Regions from separate parts of the Mus musculus genome. Here region 1 is linked to region 2. Evidence: chromatin loops called from intact Hi-C (ENCODE). Cell type or tissue: heart. All regions are shown on one strand. Each heading gives the region's core, and the rest is flanking DNA. Links, peaks and the distances in the headings are about the cores only. Region 1 has its middle 14 kb from the start of Gm32742. Region 2 holds the start of Colca2 (COLCA2 homolog).

What was found. A loop is a pair of places that touch in the nucleus more often than their neighbours do. Peaks named below come from ENCODE experiments on the same cell type or tissue, not always from the same donor. Only the 100,000 strongest peaks of a DNase experiment are listed, where the experiment ranks them.
Region 1: a loop joins it to region 2, with 2.6 times the contacts of the local background. A loop is called at or near these places in 1 of 42 quality-filtered maps.

The regions. Positions count from the first base shown.
Region 1 is chr9:51,179,936-51,185,306 of GRCm38, reverse strand. No RefSeq gene overlaps it. Among named protein-coding and RNA genes, the nearest start is that of Gm32742, 14 kb to the right of the region's middle. In heart, for the core only: no CTCF peak of the experiment used is centred there; no DNase peak of the experiment used is centred there.
Region 2 is chr9:51,275,544-51,280,914 of GRCm38, reverse strand. It overlaps Colca2 (COLCA2 homolog), which reads left to right and starts at 2,361. Exons shown (of 5, transcript NM_001195681.1): 1 at 2,361-2,575; 2 at 3,225-3,319. The coding sequence starts at 3,260. Gm32819 (a long non-coding RNA gene) reads right to left here. Exons shown (of 9, transcript XR_003948163.1): 2 at 3,676-4,952; 3 at 3,523-3,564; 4 at 1-3,377. In heart, for the core only: CTCF peaks have their summits at 1,661 and 2,299; DNase peaks (open chromatin) are centred at 1,774 and 2,304; H3K4me3 peaks cover 1,727 bases; H3K27ac peaks cover 1,761 bases; H3K27me3 peaks cover 935 bases.

The DNA.
Region 1 (5,371 bases), core at 171-5,170, 96 kb after region 2:
AACCTACCCGCATGCCCTCCCAAGCCTACACCTCCCAAGGGGAGATGTGAAACCTGAGGTTGCTAGAGATGCTGCCGCCTTCCCAGCTGATGAGGTTGGGAGAATGAGTGCTTAAGGTTACAAAACACCTAAGATTTTAGGAAGAATCAACCAGTTCTGTAAGACTAACTAGCTAGTTCTGTAAGACTAACTAGCTAGTCCTTTTAACCCAGGAAGAAAGAAACCTTCAGTCACACCTCTTTTCTCTAAAGTTCCCCATCTCCTCCAACCCTCTTCAAAGCCCTTGGCTGTAAACAGGCCATTGGTACAGTTCACCCTGATGCTCCTTCATCCTGAGACATCACTGGAGGGAGATTAAAGCAGTTCTGTGTGCAGGACTCCCAAGGAAGGAGGGTAATGGACAGGGGGGTTATTTCTTTACTTAGAAGCATTAAGGCCGCCTGGCCCAGGACTCGGGCTGAACAGAGAGAAAAGCAGAGGTGGGGTTTGCAGTATGCATCTGTGAGAGCAGGAGTCTGGTGAGGCTGTGTCCCTGTGTGACCTGAGGACAGCCTCTACTGGTGGTGAGTCCAGCAACCTCCATTACCTAAGCCAGAGAAGCAGGCTGCACACTACATCCACCAGAGCATGGGGCCAGAAGCAGGGGGAGGGACAGCTCTGGGGCTGGAGGTGTGGACATCTATAGGAATAAGACAGCCTGAGTTTGGAAAACAGGAGGATAAGGCCTTCATTGTCACTTCCTTTCCTGGCCCTTCATGCAATAAACTTAAGTCACAGTCTCAGTCTCTGTCTGTCTGCCCATGACTCTCTGTCTGTCTCTGACTCTCTCCCAGCCACCCATTTCCTGTCCGCCCTCCCCTCTCCTCTTTTCTCCTCTCCTCAGTCATATCCATGACGTTCAATCTTAAGTACGTATGACTCTCATTTAGTGTCCCCCAAAATCCACTCACCCAGACCTCCAAGGAACCTGAAGTGACACCCTGAAGAACATGTCTGAGAATCAGTTGCACGACAGAGTAGAATAAGATGGGATGCTTCACACAAGCCCAGAGCAGGCTTTTGTTCTAGCATCCATGACTCTTCCTAGCATAGACTGACCCCCACCCCCACCCCACCCTGAAAAAAGGGCCCAGGTGTCTCCTCAGTGCAGCGAAGTGGGACCATGTGAGCACAGGCTCTGGCCCTAGCTCTCCTCAAACTGTATTCTAGTTCCATTCTCTGTGACTTTGCAAAAAAAAAAAAATGGATTTCTCTACACCCCATTCTCTCATGTGTAGAAAGGGGACAGAAATGATCTTTTATAGGACTAAGGGAGACAATGTGTACCTAGCAAGGGACTTGAACAGATCCAATGCTCAATCAGCAGTAGTCATTCTTCTTATTTTTACTACCATAAAAGTCATTGTTAGAACCCCCAACACTTCCCAGAGTCCCAATAAGCTACTATGGACACTGACACCATTTGCCCTGTTAACTAACCCTAAGGCAACCAGAATAGCTGAGGAAGGCTCTTACATCTTGAAGAGCATCTGATGACTTCAGTAATCCTGTCTTCCATCTTTGGTTGAAACCTACTCTTTTGGTTTTGTTTGTTTATTTGTGGTAGACTGAGAGGTTTCCTTGTTAAAGTTTAATCAGATCTGACCGAAGGATTCAAAGCGAGGTTAAGTTCTGATGGGGCTTCTGCCAGTCACGACTTCACATGGCCGCACCTGCTTCTCTTCCTCTTCCTCTTCCTGCCCTCTTTGCTGGTCTGGACTCTGCCTGATATTCTTGTCATAAGGTCATTGCCCAGGTGAGCTCAGCTCAGCGTGAAGCAAAACAGCCCATCTGAAGGCACCACACAGCCCGTGCCGGGAGGGACCTCCTTCCCCCATCTGCTGTTTTCTTACCAAAAAAAGGACTTTTTACTTTTCTGCTCCACATTGCAAAAGGCCAGCCAGAAAGGATGGTTATCTAATCCTGAAATCCCTCAAATGGGGAGCAGTAAGCTGCCTCTAAGTCTTCAGATGCTGGGTACCCAGACTGATGGCCAGCAATCATTCCCTGGGGTCTCTGCTTGGGACAAGCCACTTGGCTTTACATGGTGTCTGGACCCAATTTGTTCTCCAAAAGCTCACAATGTCTGACAGTTTTTGAAGTTCAGTTTTCTATCTGTTTGGGTAGTCTCCAGGGCAGAGCAGCCAGCTGGTCCTGATTGGCACTGAATCTTTCTCTTATCCATACTTACCCCGCTCCCTGCTCCTGAGCGTCTAGGATCCCTCCCTGCTGAACCAGCTGCAAGTTTGTGCACACGAAGTGTTTTTTACATACTCAGGGCACAAGGTGTGTTTTATAAACACACCATTTACACTGCCTGGGAACTTAGGGGCTTTCCTCTGGGCGGGAAACAGCTGTGAGGAGCTTGACCAACCTTCGTTTTGCGGAGAACAAGATGTCACCTTTGACCATCGGTGTGACTATATTAAGAGCTAGGGGTTTTAAAGAGGCGTAGGTATAGCCAGCAGTCATGACCAGGTTCCTGTTGTTGGGCCTCAGGATCCTCCCAGAAATCTGAGCTAAGGAAGGAGGCTCACTGTACACTGCCTCCCTTGTTTCCAGTTTGATTGCTCAGAAATGACTTTGCATACTGCATTGCTCCACATCTGGGGTCTGCATGCCACCTTCCTCCATTACCTTCGGCTGACTGCTGTAGGCTTCTTACATCACAGACTCATGGACTCAGAAGCCTGGAAGGAACTTCAAGAGAGTCCTTCACTCACTTGGCACACTAGATAGTCACTCCTTTCTCTGTTCGAAGAATAGTGTGAGAGTACACAAAGGTGAGGGGAGGTGAGCAAGACCCAGTTCCTGCCCTCAAAATATTGACAGACATCAGGCCCATCTACCACCTCTCCGGTCTCCTCAAGCGGGATTATGCCCTCCTGTTTTGTGTTCCCCTATCTCTGCAGACCCTTATCATGGTACCTACCACACTGCCTATAAAACACACGCTTCCAGAAGACACGCTGCCATGCTGGTGATACTGATATTCTGTGGGTTCTTTTACGTGGTTTTCACAGAAGGAACTAAGACCAGACTAGATACACTACATTTATTGATCATTTCAAGTAACCCAAACGAGATAAGGTTGATGGCTGCCTAGACAGAAAAGGATGGAGAAGCCAGAGAGATACTGCCAATCTTGAGATCTCAAGGAGAAACTGATCAAAATAGAAAAATCTAGCCCAATGCTCTCTTGGCCCTCTGCAAACCTTCAATTATATCTGAATTAGGGTTGTTTGTTTGTTTGTTTGTTTGTTTGTGTTCTAGAACTGCCGAAACAAAATATCACAACTGGGTGGCTTCAGGAAAGAAATTACTTCCTATCAGTTACGGAGAATAGACAGATGTGCACCGTCATCCATCTACTCTCCTGCCATGTGACAGGGTGTCAGCAGGATTGGCATCTTCTGAAGAGTCTCTTCCTGACTTGCAGGCAGCTCCCCTCACATCTTCACCTTCACATAGCCTTCTCTCTGTTCATGTGCGTGATGTAGTCTCTTCTTACAAGGACATTTTCATATTGGCTTATGGACCATTCATGAGTTTGTCTTATTTTCATTACTTCTTTCAAGACCCTGTCTCCCAGTATAGTCATAATCTGGCAGTTCTGGGAACCGGAACTTCAATGTACAATTTGGGGAGAAAATGACACAATTTCCCATAAGAAAAGCAACTCTGGTAGCCAGGTATGGCAGAATATACCTACAATCCTAGTGTGTAGGATATTGTGGTAAGCTTGAAATGAATACGGGCCACACACCAAGACTGTAGAAGAAGGGGGAGGTAAAGGAAGAGAATGTGGAGGGAGAGAAAATGAGGAAGGAAAGAAGTCAACAATGGCACTTGAGAAGTGCTAGGGAGCTTTCCTTAAAGACAGAAACAATCAATCCCAGAGCCAAGATACTGAAAGAAAACTCCATTCACACCAGTGACCAAACTTAATTCTATTTTGCCAACACCACTTGATGTATACACTGCCTTGTTCATTCCCCTTTGCTGAATAATGGGGTCACCCGAATACTTCTGTATTTAAGTCAAGGGCAAAAGTAGTCAACAAATGTCTCTCCATTGGGACTATGATAGAAAAAATTATATGGATGGAGACTATCTCCAAAGAAAACTACTGGCTTGTTTCTCAAAACTCATCAGCAGAACACAGAGGAAAGTTCCAAATGCCTAGTGTACTGGCTCTGTGGAGAAGTGTCAGGCTACCGACAAGCAGTGCTGGTGGATTTCAGAGTGCCAGCCAGAAATAGGGTGAGCAAGACAGAACCAACATGGGGCATGAAGAGATCCAGTCAGTGGCATGACCTCCCCTTCCTGTGGCTCCTTCTGTTGGCTTTTACAGAGTCTTGAATCCTCAGCAGCCTCGGATGCTCTTTACCACTGCTTGCCAGCTGGCTGAGCATCATTTTGGAAAGGATTACAGGATGTGGGCTCCCTGATGAACTGATGCATTGTAATCGGACTTGGCTTAGCTTGATTTCACAATGCCAAGGCAACGGAGGGGGACGCTGCTGACTCAGTGCGAGAAAGCCTAAAGGCAAGCTGTTGGGGGAGTGATTGAGGATGAGGCAGGCCCACAATGAACAACTAAAATGGCTTGTGATGCTCAGAGCCCAGCACCTAAGATACAGCCCAGTTGTCTGAGGAAAAGAAAGTTCCTAGTCTTCTCGGTGGCACCTGAGTAGACCTCAAGGTGAAAAGCCCTGGAGTGCTCACAGAAACCAGCTGCCAATTTCCCTGCCTGATGTTGAAGCTTACCCCCAAACCATCTCAGGCAGGCTAGATGCCACCTTCTAGAATCTCATCCTGAAATTGCATCAATGCCACATACACCAAACTAAGATGCTAGATCTCCAGCTGCAAGCCAGAATATCAGCACCAACACATCTTCCTGAGCCAGGTGATAATCTGGGATTGGCCTGGAGAAAACCACTTTATTCCCCCTTTAGACAAATACTGTATCGATAGAAAGCAGGCAGTAAGCATAGTGGGGAATTGTCTCTGTGTCAGTAGAGACTCTGGAACAGACAGGACAGGTGAGACCATGATCATCTCTCAGAAGAGATGAGACTCAAAAGTCCCAGGAGATACACACAGAACTACATATGCTGTCTACTGTCCTCCCCTTTGGTTGATAAGAAGAACATCATCTACACAACTTGAGGAATCTCTCTTCACAAGACCAGGAGAGTATTTAGCACTGGCCTTCTGGTGAACCTATTCATTCATTCAGTCAGTCAGTCATTCAGCCAAAACATCTTGTCCAGCACTCAATTTATACAAGATATTATATTGGGTATAGGAAAGGATAAACAATAAG
Region 2 (5,371 bases), core at 123-5,122:
GTTTGGTAGGTTTATTTTTTGTTTTGTTTGCACTTCAGACAACTCGGGGATTAAAAGAGAGAGGCCTATACCATCACTTTATCTGCATTCCTGGAAACCTCCTAGTTATTTGCAAAGGGGACCCTTCTGTCCCCCTGTGACATCTTGACCTGACATTCCATATCACTCCAGTCTCTTCATCCTTCAAATCACAGGACAGAGAGCAACTCAGGCAGAGCTTCCAAAATACACATCAGCATGGGTCGGAGTTACTCATATTCATGAGGGATCCAAGAAGACAGGTTGGTTCCAAATTCCTCCTACCTCTCTCCTCAGAGCCTTCAAAAGAAAGAAAGAAAGAAAAAACCATGCCCTTCCTCTAAAGGAAGCAGGAGTTCTATGAGGTAAAAAGTCTGGGGTTCGAGGAATTAAAAACAAGCCAAAACATAGGAATAGGGATTGCCACAATGCAGCAGTGGAAACCTGGCCTAAAGGAATCTCAGGTGGGTCAAGGAAGCTGTGCTGGTCTACAGCTCCAAAGAGCAAAGAGCGCTGATGTTTAAGGACTGCTTGCTGGAAGCCCAGTGTCTGTGACCTAGCAGGAGGGAGGATGCAGACTGGACAGGCAAGCCTTGTGGCCAGGCAGGGCCAGAGGGATACAAAGCACAAAGTTTTGGCCTCTGCCGTCCTCTGACCTGCAGCCTGGGCCCAAAGTGGCTCTTTGCTGTGCCACACCCTCTGTCTGCCATGTTCATTCCCCAAAACCTGCCATTTCCCCTTAAAATGGAGAGTGGACAAGAGAGATTCAATGTGGCTGTCCAACCTGGTTCAGGTGGTCCACAGGGAACAGCCTAGGTCAGTGGGGACTTCAGGGCAGCCTTTGAGGCACTAACATAGAGCATCTTTGAGGACACCTGCTCTGCCTGTGGGCAGGTGGACAAAATGTTTAAAATAGGAGAAAAGCAAGGGTCAGGACCCAAAGGGATCTCCCTCTCTGTTTCTCTGGACTCTCTGTGAGGTGCCTGTGTGCAGGATTTCTGCAGAAGATAGTCCATTTTGTTAAGCCTTTGAATATTCAAATTGAAAGTATCGCGCAATCATTGATTGTCAAATCATGGGTTTCTAGAGGTTTTAAATACTTGGCATGAGGGGGAAAAAACTCAAACCTATACCCGAAGGTATAAAACATTAATTCTGTGTGTCTCCTGATCCAGGGACCTGGGTGCTGCCTCGTGTTTTGTGAAACTTTAAAAATGTCGCATCTCTGCCTTTCTCCCTGCACAGGAGCCTTCCTAGGTGCTGAGTCTCTGAAGCTGCAGCATCCAGTCTCCAGCCCAGCTCCTGCTGACCAGGATGTCGGGTAACTCAGATGCTTTTCCAGGGGTCGGGTCATGAGGGCCAGGGGCACTTGGATCCGAGTGTATTTCCTCTGCTTTTCCTGCGTATAACAGAGAGGCACAAAGTCAGGGAATAATAGTCAGGGCCGGGCATGGATCCAGAGAGGACGCGATCCCGCTGTGTCGGGTCCCTCTGGGTGACTGCCCCCCAGAGCAGAGGCCCAGAGACCCATAAGGCCACTCCGGACAATCGAGTCCCCCACGCCCCTGCCTGCCCTTTCACTTTTCCACCTTGGAGTCCTGGGAATTTGGAGGCGCCGACCTTGTGAGCCCAGAAGCGGCGGCGCGGGGGAGCTAGAGGCTCACGGTGAGCCCTGGACTGGAGCAGGACGCACCCGGCAGGGAACTGGGCTGGGGCTGGTCCCGCGTGGACCCCGAGGCGCGCCCGCGCTGCCTGCAGATCCCAGAGCCGACCCAGACAGTGGGGATGGGAGGAAAGGAGACTGGAGCGGAGTGGGCGCGTCCTGGCACTGCAGCAAGACAAACCGATGCCCAGGACCGGGAAGAACAGCGCACTAACTTTCCTTAGGGATCCTAACTTTCAGGATCTGGCTCGTGGGTGGGGGTCTCCCTGCTGTCCAGCCGCGGTCCCTACACTAACCAGGCGAGGCGCTGGTGGCCTGGCACTGTCTCCAAACGCCTAGGCCAGGGGCCACTGTGCTCCGCCCCTCCCCGTGATTCTAATAAGCGCTCTCTCCAGGGTCAAGGTCGGGTGGGAGTCACACTGGGCTTCTAAGTCAAACTCTATTCGGAAAGTGCCTCTGCCGGGTCTAGCCTGGCCTAACAACCAGTCAGACCTACTCACTGCGCTCTGCCGGGACCCCAGGCGGTCACCGGTCCCTCCCAGCCGACCCCCGCCTAGCACAGCCGGCTACTTGGGCTCTCCCAGGTCTCCCGGCCCAGCTCTGCCGGCTCAGGGGCGGCCCCTTCCGGAGGGCTGCCTCTAGGCGACTGCGCGGTCCTAGGGAGCCTCGGGATGCCATTACTCCAGAGCTGCAGCTCTTGCTGGAGAACTCTCCACAGCTCAGTTCTCCAAAAGCCTGCACCGGAAAGGGAGGGGGTGGGAAGAGATGAAGAGAGCGACAGAGTCGGAGACTAGAGGGAGGAAGGGGGTGAGGAAGAAAAGACATTTTTGAAAAAGAGAAAGGACCGACAGGAGACTATTTCCCGATCTTGGCTCCTTTTCTGGGGTCAGTGCAGTAAGTCCTTAACAGGGCCAGGACAGACTGACTGCCCCGACCCCTGTAGCTTGTCGCTTGTTTCAGGGCTTGCTTCCAGACCAAGGGCACCACAAATAAAGGTTGTACTTCCCCAGAAGCCATGCCTGGATTGATAGAGGAATACAGTGGGGCGGGGGGCATGGGGAGAGGGGCTGTTGTTCACATTATGGTGAGGTCCGCGAGATCAGTTGGAAACAGAGAGCACCCCAGATCCACAAGCTGAGCCGGAACCCCAGATTTAATATCGTAGCCAAAATAGCAGGCTTGTTTGACCTCCCTCCACATTCCAGAGCAGAACAGCTGGTACTGTCCTGAGGATGGGGCCCAGCTAGGGATGAATAATTTCATAGATGCCCACAGATACTGTTCCCACTAGGACCCTGAAGCACCTGCCTGTGCTTAACCTTTTCTAGTTTGAGAAATGTGGGTATTTTTTAACGTTATCTTTTCTTTCTTTTTCTTCTTCTTCTTTTTTTTTCTTTTCTTTTTCTTTTTTCATTCTCTTCGTGTGTTCTGCAAAGGTAGAAACTTGGCCTTGGGTATCCTAGCCTTACCAAGGGAACCCTCACTGTATCCCCTTGACACCCAAGCTTTGAAACTGACCACTAACCCTGTTGCCTCTCCCCAGAAAAACCTAAGGTGTATCAAGGCGTCCGTGTGAAGATGACCGTGAAAGAGCTTCTGCAGCAAAGAAGGGCACACCAGGCCACCTCAGGGGCAAACGTAAGCACCACCCTCTCCGTCTCTGTCCCTCCCAGTCCATCGAAGGCTTCGTTCAGCCCTGTGTCAGGGAAGATGCAGAGGCCACCCATAAGCACAGCCCTGTTCAGGGATTCTTACATCTGTCCCCAACTTCCCAGGTCACCATAGGCAGCCACCAAAACCTGTGGGACATGGTGTAGGGCTCAGGACTGTGGGAGGCTCACCTCTCACTGCTCATAGCTGAGTGGGGAAGGCTTCTTGGTCCTCTGCAAGGAAGAGAGGCAGCCAACAGGTTAAATATGTTTTTATAGTGTTAAGAGAGTATAGATACAGCCCCAACAAACTCATTGAAAAAAAATTATCTCCCAGAAACCCACCTAGTTTCTCTGTAATTTAGGCTCTGAGGTCATGTATATGAAAAACCAGCAGTCACTGGAAGTCTCTGGAAGAAAAGGCCTCTCTCTCTGGAATACACAGAACTATGACAGAACTGATCTGGGTAGTCATAAGACACTCTGACACCTCACATTTATAACCCAAGTGCTTGGGGCAGCTGCAGAACCATGTAAACTAGGCGTGCTTGTCCACCGAGAGAGAGTTCAATTTGAAGAGCCTTCTACACGTGACACTGTTAGTGCTTGTGGGTAGGTGTAGGTGTGGAGGGAGGATCAGACAGGATTCCAGTCATCTATGACTTCACTGGTCTGGTCAGCATGTGATCCTGTGCAAGTTCCATGTTGGACTTCATGAATGGAACTTTGGCACCTCAAGCAACAGGAGGGAGAAATTATGGAGTGATGGTGAGATAGGTTTCTGAGCCAGAGGACTTGGGCTTAGTTCTCAGTGACTCTGTGGCACGTGTCCTCCGATACATTGACTTACTAGAGGCTTCTTTGTCTGTTCCCCTAATTGTTCTGTTGAAAGCTAAGAAGAGTTGTATAAAGGCTAAATAAGTGTTTAGGGGCATTCTCCACAGAGAGTGCTCAACAGATCACTAAAGTAAATTCCAACCAAGGGTGGATGGGCCGTTTGCACTAATGTGTATTACACCTTTCTCTCAGAACTTAGAGTTGAAGCACATTTGCTATGATTTGATACACACAGCTAGATAAATTAGTTGTCCCCATTTGCAGAATATCAGGCAACAGTAGAATGTTCTTATAATACTAAGGTGGATTTTCAGTGATTCTTTGTTCAAAGTACCTTTGTATATTCATTATTTCATTTGATTGTAATGATCAGATGACATGAAGAGATCAGAAATCTGTATGCCTCATGACAGCTAAGATCCAAAGTCTTGAAGTTAGAAACAGGCTAAAGGTAGAAACAAGATCATCTTATTTTTCAGTATTGGCTCTCTAAACTCATCTTTCTACAGAGCCGATCATACTAACAGGAGTTTAATAACCTCAGTAGTTCATAACTATACCATTAATAAAACGAGGACCAGGAGCTTGGTACTTGCAGAACTCGGCTTCAGCCATACCCAGAGCATCCCACTTAGGCAAAGCAATCCTGTGGCTGTTGGGTTCTTAGAATTGGTGTGACCACCCTTGGCTCATAGCAGAGTACAGGGCAAGAGGAAGGATTGCATCTCAGTACTTGACCAGGCTCTGATCTTGAGAGAAGTCTCATTTGCCATTTTCTGAGTTCCCTGTGAGAATGAAGCAAGCCTTCAGAACCAATGTCTATTAAGAACATAACGCTGCTTTCTGGGATATGCCCTACTGTGCTTCCTAGAAAGTTCTCATCCCCGCCCCTTCCAGCTCACAGGAGTCATGTACATAGAATTTCAGTAGGAGACCCAGATGTAAAATCTCTTTCTGAGAGCAAACAGAAGGATTTTGGAATTCTGGGACTGCTACACAGTGTACCCAGTCAGCAAGGGTGATAGATAGCACCCCAGGGAGAATAATGTATGCCTGCTCCAGGCAGACCTTTCTAGTTTAACAGAGACTATATCCAACTTGGTCCAACATTAAAGACATCTCTGGGAAACAGTAATCCAAGAGAGAATTAATTGTGCCAAACACTGCAAAGCAAGAGTAAATCTGCCTTCATTGGCTATGAAGT